Regions from separate parts of the Homo sapiens genome. Here region 2 is linked to region 1. Evidence: read pairs that join two places in POLR2A ChIA-PET (ENCODE). Cell type or tissue: B cell. All regions are shown on one strand.

Region 1 (2,500 bases):
GCAAACAAGCAGGGCTCACCTGTAGTTTCAGATATTCAGGAGGCTGAGCCAAGAAGATCGCTTGAGCCCAGGAGTTTGAGGCTACAGTGCACAATGATCATGTGAACAGCCACTGCCCTCCAGTCTGGGCAACATAGCAAGACCCTGTCTCTAAAAAAAGGGGTAGGGGGCCAACAAGAATAAAAAAACATTAAATATATGAACACATAAAATTTATCAAATTGGTAAGGATTAAAATTACTTGGCGTTGTGGGAGCAGCAAAGTTTATTGACATAATAAATTTTTTATAGTCTTCTGGCAGGCAACTTGGAAATATTTTAGTATTCATGTCCTTGATACAATTTATCCTAAGGAAATGATCAAAAATATGTGGAAGTATTTAAGAAAATCCATCACAGGATTGATTTCAGCACAGGATTCTTGAATAGTACAAAATTAAAAATCTAACAATGAGGATATGGTTGAAAAAACTGATCCATATTGTGCAGTGAGTAAAACGAAGAATAGGGCTTGATGAAGTATGACTGCTTCTTGTGAATAAAAGCATATTCAACTGCATTCATATGTGTTCTTTGTATTAAAAAATGTGTACATAGGGCTGGGTGTGGTGGATCACACCTATAATCCCAGCGCTTTGGGAAGACAAGGTGGGAGGATCACTTGAGCCCAGGAGTTCAAAACCAGCTTGGGCAACATGGCAAAACGCTGTCTCCACAAAACAATGTTTAAAAATTAGCCAGGTGTGGTGGTGTGTACCTTGTAGTCTCAGCTACTTGGGTGGCTGAGATGGGAAGATCACCTGAGCCCAAGAGTTTGAGGCTGCAGTGAGCTATGATCACGCCACTGCTCGTGAGAACCTATCTCTAAAAAAAAAGAAAAAAGTGTACACACTAAAACAATGCTCCAATGTTTAGTTCTCTCTCAGGGTTAGGATTACAAGTAATTTTCATGTTGTTATTTATGTATTTTATGTTTTCTATACTAACCATACTTCATGATTATAAGAGAATAAAAATATTTTTAAATAGAATTCCAGGCTACACAGGGTTCAGCCAGACTTGCGAACCCATCTGCGTTCATAGCCTTCTATCCGAGTATGTAGCAACCATAATAAATAAGATATACAATCATTTAAGAACAAAACTAGTTTATTTGGATTTGGGACTCTGAACAGTTCTGTCTCTATTACCCGACCTCCTCCTGCCACGACTTCGGGACCTAGAGGAACTTTGGCTCCGGCTGCGGCGGCTCCTGCGGCTCCGGCTCCGGCTCCGGCTCCGGCTGCCCCGGCCCCGGCTGCGGTCCCTGCTGCGGTCCCTATTTCTTCCTCTGCTTCGTGAATTGTGCCTCTCCCGACTCTTTGATGTGCGTTTGTGAGATTTCTTCCCCCTGTGACGACTACTTTTCCTCTCGGATTCCCCATTTCTTTTGTAGGAGTGGTCTGGACTAGGGTTTCTCCTTCCCCGCAGCCTGCTGTAGTAGTCGTCGTGGTGGCCCATCCTCTCCCTCCTTTCGGAGTTCTTCCCAAAGGAGGAGCCAGTCCGATCTGGAGACAAGTAGATGTCTCTATTAGCTTCCCAGAATTCATTGTTGGGATTTCTGAACACATGAAGAAAGTTGCAGTGCTTTCCTCTTGGACATTGTTGTATTTCAAATAAACCTGCAATGGCACAGTGATGAAACAGCACTTATCACTGCATATTCTGAAGATGCTACTTTATCCTTTTCCGAAGGTACATTTCTGATATTTGGATATGCTAGAACTATTTTCTACTGTGTATTATGTAAAAGGGGCTTACATAAATTGATGTCATAATTTGGTTCCCACGATTTCAAACGTGCTCTAATAAATGACACTCTGAAAGGTAACAAATCAGAAGTTTTCATTAAGCAGAATAGCCTGTGCCCCTGTTGGATTATGGTGCAGACTGCAACTGAGCAAATGGTGACCACGTTATCTTCTCCAGGTTTCACCTTCCCACTGATTGACGATTTTGATCCCTGATTAACATCAAATAGCCAGCTCTTTGGGTCCCTGTGGTAGCACGGTTTGATGGCATGGAGGAAACAGGCCAGAACCACTGGTCAAAAGAGAAGGCGTGGCCAGGTGCGGTGGCTCACACCTGTAATCCTAACACTTTGGGAGGCTGAGGCGGGCACAGACCTGAGGTCAGGAGTTTGAGACCAGCCTGGCCAACATGGCGAAACCCCATCTCTACTAAAAATACAAAAATTAGCTGGGCGTGGTGGCAGGCGCTTGTAATCCCAGCTACTCAGGAGGCGGAGGCATGAGAATCACTTAAACCCAGGAGGTGGAGGTTGCAGTGAGCCAAAATTATGCCACTGCACTCCAGCCTGGGCGACAGAGTGAGACTCACTCTCAAAAAAAAAAGAGAAGGCCTATTAAACATAGAGGAGTCTATATTTTCTTTAAACTTTAAGATTATAAACATTACACTAATGCTTCAAATTCACTAAGTGCTTTTAATACAGAAGATT
Region 2 (2,500 bases), 890 kb before region 1:
TATATTTCTGTAGATACCTTGCCAGATTATAGCAGATTATAGCTGGACACCACTACACGATGATGGTTTCTAAACTCCACTAGGTCTTCAGTGACTCTTGTCTAACTTGTCGCTCTAGCATCTCACACTGGTTATGCGAAATTTCCACCACTTTCCTAAAACCTTCCATCTCACTTCAGACCCTTCTGTTGTCCATGTTAGCTTCCTTCAGTGGTTGGCTTCTTGCCTTCACCCGAAAAACCTCCTGTATCCGTTCCCAGCACCAATCATCCTCCAATACTCTTTTTTTTTTTTTTTTTTGAGACAAAGTCTCCTCTGTCACCCAGGCTGGAGTGCAGTGGCCTGATCTCGGCTCACTGCAACCTCTGCCTCCCAGGTTCAAGCGATTCTCTCTGCCTCAGCCTTCGGAGTAGGTGGGATTACAGGCAGGTGCCACCACACCTGGCTAATTTTGCATTTTTAGTAGAGACAGGGTTACACCACGTTGGCCAGGCTGGTCTCGAACTCCCGACCTCAGGTGATCCGCCTGCCTTGGCCTCCCAAAGTGCTGGGATTACAGGCGTGAGTCACCCGAAGAGTGACTTTTTAGAGTATTTGGGCGGGGTGCAGTGGCTCAAGCCTGTAATCCCAGCATTTTGGGAGGCAAGGCAGGAGGATCAGCTGAGGTCGGGAGTTCGAGACCAGCCTGGCCAACGTGATGTAACCCCGTTTCTGTTAAAAATGCAAAATTAGCCGAGCTTTTTGGCATCCGCCTGTAATCCCAGCTACTCCGGGGGCTGAGGCAGGGACAATCGCTTGAACCCGGGAGGCGGAGGTTGCAGTGAGCCCAGATCGCGCCATTGCACTCCAGCCTGGGCAAAAAGGGCGAACGAAACTCCGTCTCAAAAAAAAAAAAAAAAAAAAAGTCACTCTTGGAAGCCTTAATTGCCTTCCTCCCCTCACTGCACCCCCGCAACTCTTTGCTGCAGAAGTATTGTTCTAGGGAACCTTACTGGTTCCAACAGACGGGTGGACCTCCCACCAGACTGTGAGCTAGCTCCTCAAAGGCAGGCATTCTCTTTCCTTTTCCTTCTCTCCTGAGCGCTCCTGCAGTTCCTGGGGCGTAGTAGGGGATCCACAAGCGTTTGTGACCAGTGAAGTTCTTTACAAGGGTGAGATCTGCACGGGAGGACCCGAGCGAGGGTCTCGGCTTGCCAGGAAGCCGGGGTTCCCCGGGAAGCGTGGAGTTCACCCGCGCACTCGAAGTGCCTTTGCAAAGTGAGCCACGGGAGGGAGGAGCGGTCCCCGGGCTGGGCGAGGCCTGGGGCCCAGTGCGTCCAGAGCGGAGGGTGACGGGAGCTGCCTGTGCTGGAGGAATCACTTTTTAGGCGCTTGTTTTGGACCATTGCACAAACCCGGGTGCAAACCCCAAGCTCACCAGCGTGAGTGAGCTGGGCCAGCAGCAGGGAGGAGAGGGGAAGGTGGGCGAGGAGGGCGCCGCGCACCCCGAGGCCCGTGTGGGCGGTGGGAAGATCCCGGGGGCGGCTTTGGACAGCCCCGGCAGCGACCCCTTCCCCAGCCCGACAGGTGAGCGCCAGGCCAGCCGCGGGGTGGAGCCCGCCGTGCCCACCGGCCACCCTCCCCGGTGCTACCACCACCGCGCAGGTAACTTCCCTTCTGGGCCTGTCCCAGACCCCCAGGGCCTCGGCGCCCGGGCCATCCCTCGTCCCCAGGGCCTCTCCGCCCTGCACCCCCAGCCCCGGTGCACTTGTGGGGCCGGGCTCCTTTGTCCGCTCTCTGATGGCGCCGGCTCCCTGCCCAGCGCTGAGTCGGGTCCGGCCGCCAGCCCCGCGCTCGCAGACCTCGGCTGCCGGGTGTGGCGCGGGGACTGGGGAACGCTGGCCCGTGCCCAGTGCGGTTGGAGCCTGTCCCGCGCGTCCCCGGGACGCGCTTCTTCCCGCCTCCGCCCGCGCCAGCGCCCGCACCCGGATCCCCACTTCTCCCGGCCCTCGGGAGCCAGGAGAGCCCTGAGATGGCGTTGGCGGAAGTGAAGCCCCGAGCGGGGGTCTGCGAGGCTGGTGATCAGCGCCGGTAACATGGCCTTTCTGTCCTCTCCCCGGTCCCAGTGCACCCCTTAAACAACGACCCCCGCGTTTTCCCCGTACTAGATGGTTAGGGCGCATAGTGCCGAACTACGCTGCTGCTACAGAATAGCTTTTTTGGGGGCAACATAAAAAAGAATTGTATGTATGGTTTATATACAACAAAATGTCCCATTTTCAGTGTGCAAATCGACGGGATTTGACAAATTATACACTCCTGTAACCATTATCCCAAAGTGAACATTGACCATTTCCTTCACCCTGCAAAGTTCCCTGGTACCTCCTTTCTGTCAATCCACCCCAGGCCCCGCACTCAACCCCGGTTCTGATTGTTATCATAGCTTAGCTTTGACTGTTCTAGAACTTCATAGAACAAGATCATCAGGTAAGTACTCTTTTGTGTCTAACATTACTTTTTA

What was found. Peaks named below come from ENCODE experiments on the same cell type or tissue, not always from the same donor. Only the 100,000 strongest peaks of a DNase experiment are listed, where the experiment ranks them.
Region 2: POLR2A ChIA-PET joins it to region 1 with 5 read pairs; 2 of 35 experiments call an interaction of 5 or more read pairs at or near these places.

What each region holds. Positions count from the first base shown.
Region 1 is chrX:15,821,892-15,824,391 of GRCh38, reverse strand. ZRSR2 (zinc finger CCCH-type, RNA binding motif and serine/arginine rich 2) reads right to left here. Exons shown (of 11, transcript NM_005089.4): 11 at 1,132-1,661. The coding sequence ends at 1,150. Among named protein-coding and RNA genes, the nearest start is that of AP1S2, 32 kb to the left of the region's middle. In B cell, no CTCF peak of the experiment used is centred here; no DNase peak of the experiment used is centred here.
Region 2 is chrX:16,711,479-16,713,978 of GRCh38, reverse strand. CTPS2 (CTP synthase 2) reads left to right here and starts at 1,310. Exons shown (of 19, transcript NM_175859.3): 1 at 1,310-1,644. RefSeq lists silencers at 1,438-1,527, 1,588-1,857. In B cell, no CTCF peak of the experiment used is centred here; DNase peaks (open chromatin) are centred at 1,348, 1,708 and 2,098; H3K4me3 peaks cover 1,815 bases; H3K27ac peaks cover 1,331 bases.